Linked DNA regions of Homo sapiens: regions 1, 2 and 3 are each linked to region 4. Evidence: chromatin loops called from intact Hi-C (ENCODE). Cell type or tissue: A673. All regions are shown on one strand. Region 1 has its middle 98 kb from the start of RERGL. Region 2 has its middle 39 kb from the start of MGST1. Region 3 has its middle 420 kb from the start of LINC02378. Region 4 has its middle 31 kb from the start of MIR3974.

What was found. A loop is a pair of places that touch in the nucleus more often than their neighbours do. Peaks named below come from ENCODE experiments on the same cell type or tissue, not always from the same donor. Only the 100,000 strongest peaks of a DNase experiment are listed, where the experiment ranks them.
Region 1: a loop joins it to region 4, with 2.6 times the contacts of the local background. A loop is called at or near these places in 3 of 110 quality-filtered maps.
Region 2: it touches region 4 in a loop (4-fold over the local background); 22 of 110 quality-filtered maps call a loop at or near these places.
Region 3: a loop joins it to region 4, with 4 times the contacts of the local background. A loop is called at or near these places in 4 of 110 quality-filtered maps.

What each region holds. Positions count from the first base shown.
Region 1 is chr12:17,991,069-17,993,568 of GRCh38, reverse strand. No RefSeq gene overlaps it. Among named protein-coding and RNA genes, the nearest start is that of RERGL, 98 kb to the left of the region's middle. In A673, a CTCF peak has its summit at 1,319 (motif pointing right); a DNase peak (open chromatin) is centred at 1,338.
Region 2 is chr12:16,385,114-16,387,613 of GRCh38, reverse strand. It overlaps a transcript of MGST1 not described here. Among named protein-coding and RNA genes, the nearest start is that of MGST1, 39 kb to the right of the region's middle. In A673, a CTCF peak has its summit at 1,393 (motif pointing left); a DNase peak (open chromatin) is centred at 1,323; H3K27ac peaks cover 850 bases.
Region 3 is chr12:17,163,097-17,165,596 of GRCh38, reverse strand. No RefSeq gene overlaps it. Among named protein-coding and RNA genes, the nearest start is that of LINC02378, 420 kb to the left of the region's middle. In A673, a CTCF peak has its summit at 1,367; no DNase peak of the experiment used is centred here.
Region 4 is chr12:17,641,143-17,643,642 of GRCh38, reverse strand. No RefSeq gene overlaps it. Among named protein-coding and RNA genes, the nearest start is that of MIR3974, 31 kb to the left of the region's middle. In A673, a CTCF peak has its summit at 1,429 (motif pointing right); a DNase peak (open chromatin) is centred at 1,432; H3K4me3 peaks cover 674 bases; H3K27ac peaks cover 885 bases.

The DNA of each region.
Region 1 (2,500 bases), 350 kb before region 4:
TAGATTATTTGCTTAGAAAAATACCAAAATTTTTCTTCTCTGTTTCCATTAAAATGTAAGAAAATAATATAGTTTTTGAAGCAGGAGCTCTTTAAGAATTCAAAGAACTTGGAAAACAAGCCATTTCCCACAGTTTTAGGCTTAACGGGGATATAGAACATTTCAATATTTCTAATTAAACCGACAGAGTAGGTGATGATAACATCTGTTTTTCTGTAATAAAACCTATTGATGTTGCTGACCTGAATGTTTCTTATCTGCAATAGACAACAAATGAAGATAAGCCAAGTTTAAAAGGAAGAAAATGGAGAAAATGTCACCACCAAATAGCTAGTTTTATAAGTTTAAGATTAATTACTCCCCTAGATTTTTTTCAAGAAACTTTTATTTAACAAACATTAGTTCAATGAATCAATAGGAATATTTCAGAGTGTTCAAGAGATATTTGAATACAGATAAGAAATGTGCTACAGTTGTCTCTTGTATCTCTCAAAAACATATTCTGGTAAAAGATTTAGTCTCCTCAATTGAACCCAATTTTTAAGTCGCAAGTAAATGGAAATTTTAACCCATTTGTACCCACTCGAACATTTTTCAACTTTTGTTTTTGGTGTGTTCGTCAAAGACAGGGAAAAATAAAAATAAAAAGCTTAGAGGAATAACTAGATAACACTGCTAATCATACATGCAGTAATTGAAATGGAGCCACTTTCTGTCTAACCCTCAAAAACCGACCAAAAAAGTACACCCTTAAGAAATAAATCTAGCTCTAATAAACAAAGTGGTTTGCAATGTTTGAAATTAAAGAAGCTTTTTTTTAAAATACAGAAACAAATGTTTCATAAAAATCAGTCTTGTTTCTAATCAGAGGATTGAATCTGTAATCATCGCCAACTCCTGCAGTTTGACTATAAGATGAAGGCAGTGTCAACAGATGTGTCTAAGCAAAACAAACACACGAAGAGCTAGTCCTTTTAAACATCTCAGAAGTAAATTAAGCATGAAAAACATAATGCTAACTTAACTTGTAATTGTGACAATCAGAACCAAAAATTATATCCAGGCTGGGCAAGCAGCACGTGCTCTTCCGTCTCTGTAATGATGCTGTTTATTTTCTCATTTTTATATTTTTTTCCCACTAAAGCAAATATTTCATATAGCGTTTGTATTCTTTTTATTACTATCAGGTTTGCATTCGGTTTCCACAATATTTAATTTCTACACAAGATTGTCTTGTCTTTTGACCTTTTGGGATGGATTGCAAGTAAAAACAGTGTTTGAAATGGGTAATTTATGCAAAAAATGAGGAATATGGAGGTCGGCCACTAGGGGGAGAGCAAATACAGTTCTGTGATAGCTGGAGAAAGGGAACTAACATGTTATTGAGTCTACTTTCTGTGGTCCTTGAGGTTTGCCATTTTTACATATGTTATTAATAATTATGAAATTCTTACAATAGCTTTGAGGGTAGGAGTCATTTACCCTATTTAAGGCTAACTAGCTTTTATGATGCTCCAGAATGTTGTGATTAGTGCAGCAGAAAGAGTTAGCAAATGCTGGAGCTTAAATTCCAATCCAGGCATATATTCTTACTCCCTAGCCAGAGTTGCTGGTATTTTCTGATAATAGCAGGGAGAAATTGAAAAACATGATGACAACAGTGGGGGAAAAAAAGAGTTCTTGTTATTTCCATTGTTTTCTGACACCTCCTCCCCAACACACGCATGTAAACATCTGCACACACATGTACTTGCACACGCCCACACTAAGACCAGTGATTCTCTGTGTGAGTGAGACCCACCAGAAATGGGCAGGGAGGAAATCACTAGAGGTGGGATCAGGAGTAGTAACCTGCAAGCCACTGGCCAGAGTCTTCCATTGTGAGTGATCCCCTGATAGAAATGGGGTCAACATTGAAAGTCAGAGCAGACAGGAGCAGAGGTGAGAAGACATGCTCAATTTTCTGCAATTGTGAGAGAAGCAGAGATATTTTTGACAGTTGAGGATTTGGATACATTTAGCTTCCATTACGCCTTAGATATTTTTAATGTTTGTGGTTTTGTTATAATCTTGCTTTAACAATGTCTATAAATGTGTAGTTTTAAGTTGTTTAAAATGTTATCTTTTTCAAGTTATGTTGGGTGAAATTCAATGTTAAATGAGGTGGTATATCAAATTATTGTCACCTTGTAACAAAGCTTGATGGATAAAGGTCAATTTGCTATGGAAATGTTCTAAACATTTTCTCTATTAGAATACCAGGTTTTCTTTCAGTCTTCATGTAGGAAAGAGATAAGGATACATCTGACATCTTACATTTGACAATAGCTAACTTATTTTTCCCTAGGTTGTGCCACGTTAGATTACAGAAAGTTTTCTAGTTACTGATTATAACTGGAATTATTTTTATTAGGCATAAATTAATTTTAAAAAACTAATTTGAGTGTAGTTTCTTTAGACTTCAGAGTAACCTGACAGCCATCTGAAAGTTAAAGAAATT
Region 2 (2,500 bases), 1.3 Mb after region 4:
CGGAGCTTGCAGTGAGCCGAGATAGCCCCACTGCACTCCAGCCTGGGCAACAGAGCGAGACTCCATCTCAAAAAAAAAAAAAATGGTATACCTGTATAGGGCATTTATCATGAATGGAGCTTGCAGGATTGGAAGTCACTGTGGGTGAGTCAGTGAGTGAGTGGGCAGTGAATGCGAAGGCCTAGGACATTACTTGTTCGCTTTTCTATGACTTGCAACCCAGTAGGTTGGTGTGCACCAGCATCAACATAAAGAGGGGAGTAATGCTTTGCACTATAATGTTAGGACAGCTATGACATCACTAGGTGATAGAAATTTTCCAGCTGTATTATTATCTTATGGGTCCACAGCCATATATATGCTCCATCATTGACCAAAATGTCATTATGCAATGCATGACTGTGCTGTTTTTTTTCCCATTTATACATGTATGTCATGCACTATGATAAAGTTTAATTTATAAATTAGGCACAATAAAATAAAGATTATAAAGTTTGTAAAGTTTAATTTACAAATTAGGCACAGTAAAAGATTTAACAGCAATAACTAGTAACTAATAATAAAATAGAACAATTATAATATGCCAGCATTACTACTCTTGGACTTTGGGGCCATTATTAAGTAAAATACATGAACACAAACACTGCAATGCCACTACAATCGATCTGATCACCAAGCTGGCTGCTAAGTGACTGACAGGGTGGACAGTGTATATTGTGCAGAGACGCTTGATAAAAAGATAATTCACATCCCAGGCCGGATGGAGTTGGAAGTAGATTTCATCACTCTACTTAGAGTGGCACACAATTTAAAACTTACGAGTTGCTTATTTCTGGAAATTTCCATTTAATATTTTTGAACTGCAAGTGACCATAGGTAACTGAAATTGCAGAAAGGAAAACTGAGACAAAGGGGGCCTACTGTACACAGTTTGGGTGTTCGCAAACTCACACAGTGAGCGGCATACTGGTCATATACAGTAACATCAGGCATTGGCCTGCAAAAGATCAGAAGTAAAAACTATTTTTTAAAAGCTAGCTCGTAATTCTTCATGACAGATTGTTTTAGAAGCTTCGGTCTCAGTATTGAGAGTAGGCTGGGAGGCAGGAAAAGTTTAATGATGCAAGTTGGAAAGATCCCAGGACCTCTATAGAGATAATCCTGATTTCTGCACAGTCTGAGTAATTTTCGGCATTGCCATACCCTTGCACTCTAAATCCATGTGCTAGGGCTAAGTTGTGCCGAGTCCTAGCTTGGGTGACATGCCGCTATAAACTGCTTCTTCAGAGCCTGCGGAGCACTTTCCTTCTATCCAGCAGAGTAGAAATAACTTGCCGCGTGTACAGCACTGATGTCCAAAAGAAAAGTCACACAGGGACATCTAGTGGCAATGGGAAATCACCGATCTTCTCCAAAAGAGCTCAAGAATTTCCAAACCACAAACTGCTTGGATACTTTGGACTGGTTTATTGACCAGTGCAAACCTCGCAACCTAGCAAATTTGTCACTGCCTCCGAAGGCAAACAGGCATACAGGGAACTGAAATAGAGCTGGGTAGCCCTGGCCAAAAGGAGCCCACACCTAACGAGCCACTGAAAGACCAAATGAAGCAAAGAGTGAAGGCAGTAGGCAGATTCTTTAGGCAAGTGTGCTGAGAAGAGGGTAGATAGGAGACTCTCATTTTATGGGCAATTACTTCAATACTCTCTAGTTGGCTGTCAAATAGACTTGACTCTTAAGAGGTAGAAAAGACGCAAAACTCCAAAAGAAACTGTATGTATTAAAAGCAGCCCTCCAAACTTGCTGATCTATCAATTAGCATTTGCAGAACTCTTAATGAGAGTTACTTGTGAGCTCCACAGTATCGTGCCAAAGACAAATCAAAGTTAGCCACCCAGATTGAGGAAAAAAAAAAAAAAAAGAAAGCCCTTTGAAAAGAGACGGGCTTCTCCTGGGCTTTGATGGTAGGTCTGAAACTAAAAGAGATACAGTTGCATCAGATTATCATTGTTTGAAACAGACTTTTTCCCAGGCAGATGTGCAAATAAATTGTTAATAAAATAAGTATAAATTTAGCCGGTAAAAATTATAGTGGATTTTACTTGAGAAAAATATTGAAAGCATATAACCACTGATTTTTGCCATTTCTATGTGTAATAAGATCAAATATTATATACAATTCATGCACACAAATGTAGTTTTAAAGAAATCATGTGATTGATGTAACCTCAGAGTTCTTCCTTCACTTCCAACCTCCCTCCACCTAATGACAAAAGAAATTTTAGACTTGCCCCATTCACACTGATTACAATGGTCCATTGCAGCAGAATTCATATTGCAGTTCAAACTATTTCTTATTAAAATTTCTCTTTTCAAGATTCTCCTCCTCTCCAAAATAAAATTTGGGCACAATAAGAACTTTATACTGGGGAGGCGATCTTTAGTTCCAAATTATATTTCTTCCCTGGCTTCTGCTTCTCTGAGTTGCAAATAGTTTCTT
Region 3 (2,500 bases), 480 kb after region 4:
TTTCAAATGACTGATTTAATGTGTGAATTTTTTAATTAAAAAATAATTAGGGAAAATTCAGTTAAAATAGAAATCTCTCAAATGCATTCAGATATCCAAACCAAAGCAGTAAAGCCTATAGATTATGCACACTGATTTTGATATCAGACAGACCTGGTTTGAATCACAATTTCATCACAAATGAACTGGTGGTTTTGGAAAAGGAAAATTTATGTTGATTTCTTCTGCTGTAAAACAGGGATAATACTGGGACAACCTCTTGTCCCCGTATTGCTTAGCATATCTCAGCTCATATTAAGTGTTCAATAAATATTATTTATTGTTGTTGCTATTGCTATTGTTATGTGTGTGATACATTAATCTACCTAAAAAGAAGATTGATTGCGTTAATATATCAGAACTATATTTAAATTAAATTTAAATCAACTTAAAATATTTCTTATCTGCTTTCAGTTATTCCTTGATATCTATTTATGGAGAATTGCTTGTGGGACACCTGTGGATACCAAAATTAGTGGATGCTCAAGTCCAGTAGAAGAAATGGAGTACTATTTCCATATAATCTATGCATATCCTCCCTTACACTTTAAATCATGTCTTGATTATTTATAATAGCAAATATAATGTAAATGTGCTATAAATAGTTATTATTCTGTACTTTTTGTGTGTACTTTTAAAATTGACTTATTTTTAATTTTCTTTAAATACTTTTGATTTGCGGTTGGTTGAATCTGAGGCTATGAAAGCTACAGACGTACTCAGAAATACACTATCTTTATGATGTCTTTTAATTTTCATAGTGTACTTTGAATACACCATTACATCTGCTTTGAATATATTTTTATAGAATTATGACCTTTGAACTGTTGGACATTTCTTATTTTCTTGATTTGACAAGTTCAGTGTTAACAGAATGCCTGATCAGGTTTCAGTTTTAAAAGCCATCTCTTCAGGTAAGTTTTCTCAGACTATTACATTCAAAATAACAACTTATTTTGCACTTATTTATTGTCAACTCCAACAGATTATAAACCCCATAAAGAAAGGGACACATTTTGTTCACTAATATGTTTACAGAACTTAGTTACCTGGCATTCAGTATAAAAAATACTTTTTTGTGGAATGAATAAATGAGGTAATCATATATAATAGACTTGCAGTTAATAGAAAAGGGGCTCACAAAAGACAGAATTTTTATCTATACACATTTTTTTTGGGTTATGCTGCTACCTTGACTTTTAAGAAGATACACATTTTATTCTGATGAAACTTATGAAAAAGAGCTAGTCAAAATTTTGTTATGAAAATATCTCATATACATTTAAAAGGGAGAAAAATATTCACAATGCCATACCACCATCTAGGGATAATAATAGCTAATAACATTTATTGTGCACTTGCTTAGTGCCAAGTCCTGTGCTAAGCATATCATTCACATAGTTATTCTATTTTATGTTCCATAAAACTGTAAAGTACAGGCTATTATCATCATCTTTTAGATGAGAAAACTGGGATACAAATGGAGTAAGTAAATTTTCAAAGCTACATAATTAAAGTGGTAAGACAAGATTTCAAACTTAGAATATTTACAAACCTTAGCCTTTAACCCTATATTATGATGTTAAAATATTTTTGCCTATTTCATACATTTGCAGACTTCCTTGCAGTTTATTTTCGAAGCTATGTGGTTCCTTATAATAACAATTCTGAGCATTCCCTTCTGAATTATGTATCCTTCAACATTGCATTTTTAAATTGATACTTTTTAACAATTCCTCTTTTTGCAGGACACTGAGATTATTTCCTCTTTTGAGAACTGTAGTGAGGCATTGGTTAGTTTATCAGGGTAGTATGATTGAAGCAAAGCCATTCGCTATATTAAAAGAGTATGAGCATTTTTAAAAATCTCGGTTTTTGTTGCCAAATGTTTTTGAAATGTATACGTTTTACCTCTGGGATCATTGTTTAAAGTACCTATTTTATATGCCTTTGGTAGTCTTTTGGCATAAATATTTTTCATAAATCATAGTTTCAAAAGTGAAAAATAGTGTCTCAATATTTTAGTTTTTATGTTTAGCATGGTTTTTATACCTTTACTGTTTTTCAAATTGTTCTTTTTTAAATTGCCTGTTTCAATCCTTTCCCAACAGTTTTTCTTTCACAGTTACTTGTTTTCAATTTTATTTATGACAGTAGTATTTCTCCATCATACAGATTAAATTTTTTAAATTCTAGCCCAATTGTGGATTTTACTTTTGTTTACTATATTTGGTGATATGCAGAAATTGTAGCTCATTTTTTTTATGTTATTTCGGTACTTAAAAGTTCTTCTCTAGGACAAAATCTATTCTACTTTTATTTATGTCTAATATATTTAATTATTCAAATATAAAATCTAGTACAAATGTATAATTATTGCAATTAATTATTTGTTACATCATCATGTATTGACATATATATATTCCCTAAGAGATTTTAATGATATCATTTTTATTTGGAC
Region 4 (2,500 bases):
TAAAGACCTGCTCATATGACTGTAGGGTAAGGGTAAAGAAAGTGTCAGAGCTTTTCTCCTTGCTTCTTTAGCAATAGTGGTATCTGCTTCAAAGCTTCCCCTTCACCTAGACTGGTCTACCATGTATAGGCTTCTTTTGGGTGGCCTTGGTCTCTTCCTGTGTGTACTGTCAGTTCTGTCCTTTGATGATCAAGTAGAGGAGTGGTAGCAGCTTCTTGTACTTCCCAGCTTTTGAGTTAGGGTTTCTAATGCATTTCATGACTTGTATCCTAATCTCCTGTATGAAATTCCTTCTCTTTAAGAACGTAGATAAATCACTCCAAGCTGCTATTTCCTATTGTACCTTGGTTGATATACCACCCAAGTATTGTCTGAATTACCATTGGATAACTCCGTTATACTTTTCCATTACTTCTTTAAAATGTATATTGTCCATTTTTCTTTATAACAGGATTTCTGCACCACACTGCTTATGATAAAGATCTGCATGTAATATAAATTCACTGTGTAGAATGATGTTTTGAGATATGCAACAGGAATAGCTGACGATATTGCCAATTTTTGTGATGTGAGGCTGAAGTGGTAAAAATATTTCTGACATTTCTGATATTCTGATAACATTTCTAATCTTTTATTATATTAGTATATAATATATAACATACTAATATATATATTTGCTTTGTATTGCCACAAGCTTGCGCACTTCTAATCTTTATTTCTGTGCTCTAAACACCAATCCTACTTCAAGTCAGTGGTCACCTATTTCTTCAGAAAATTAGTAAATAAATTAATTCTCCCTTGAAATTGCCTCAGGAAACCAGAAGGGATGCTCTGTTTCTGTCTAAACATTTCCAAGGACATTGGCTCATTTGCCCTACTTGATGAACAGTCAACTATAATCTCTGGGTGGCTCATTCTTTTCTGTACAATGCAAAGTATAAAGAAAAATTGGGGGAAAAGCCCACAACACAAACAATTACCACAATCATCACATTTAGGACCCAGAAAGCAACAAATTAGCAGACAAAACACAGAGCTTATCTCAGGTTTCTTCTCATCTGTCTTTCTAACCCATCTCTACTTCTTTTTTTTCCCGTTTTACTCTGTGGAAACCAGTGAATCTACTATATGAAATAACAACAGAAAGTCTGAAATCACAGAAAAAGAGATGCTATCGTGGATTTGCATATACAAGTTAAATAAGTTGTATTTCTCCAAAGCATTCATTGGATTTTATCATCTACTCTGTTCCTTGTTGATTAAGGACGTTTTTTAATAAGCAATATTTTCCTTCTGTTAGGACATGTTTATGTTGCAAGGAGGACTAACACAATAGGAAAATCAATTTTGACTGCTTGCTACGTTGTTTGAGGAGCCCTCTGCAGTTTCTTTCCCGAGAACCAGCGGATAGATTTCTACAAGGTAGCCACTAGGTGGCAGCAGCAATGTAAAAGCACCACCGGCTGTAACTGGCAAATTACGAAGTTGTAGATTGTTTTTTTTGCTTCATCATTTTTGTTTTGCTTCTTTAGAAAACACACACACACACACACACACACACACACACACACACACACACACGCAACACACAAGAAAACTTGTATTACTTATGAAAAGAACGATTAAAAATAACAGTTGAATGTGTTCTGCTTTTTTATGCAAAGGTGAAAGTGAGCAGAGCTTAAATCAGGGACTCTCACGGGTGCCTGATGCTTCCAGACGCGAAGGTGCAAGAATAAACCAAACATCCTCTCAGGTATTTATCATCTAGACCAATTTTAACTTAGTATTTAACACTTGGACTCTTATATAATGGGGAAACTAGCAAAGCAAATCAACCCCCTTTTGGGGGACAGAAAGTTGTATGTTGTTAGAGCCACCACATAGAGTCCAGCATCTTCCACAATATTCAGAATACTCCTAAACTATTTTAAGAACCATTACATGGCACATGTATACATATGTAACTAACCTGCACGTTGTGCACATGTACCCTAAAACTTAAAGTATAATTAAAAAAAAAATAAAATATAATCAAATCTAGATAATTTCCTGTAATTAAATGAAAGCATGTTTTTGTTAATAAAATATTATAAACTCAAAAAAGAACCATTACAAAGCTAGAATCATTCAACAGCACAGTAATATTAAAAAAGTTTATTTTAATGAAATAGGACATATGACATACCTATGTAAAGTGAAATTTTAAAAAGACAACAGGTTATCACATTTACTATAATTTGTTATTTTTTCTCTTAAGCTAATGCATATATTTTGTAAATAAGACCTACACAATATATATATACACGTATATATATATATATATACGTGTATATATATAAAAATATTATAAAGGGTAAAAACCATGACAATGAATTTAGTTAAACCAAATCACACTATTAATACCCAATGACTTTTTTCAGTATCAAAATATAATTTCCAAAGAAACATATAGTTTATTTTATGTAATATATGTTTTATTTTTCCAAAGTAAAGTAGT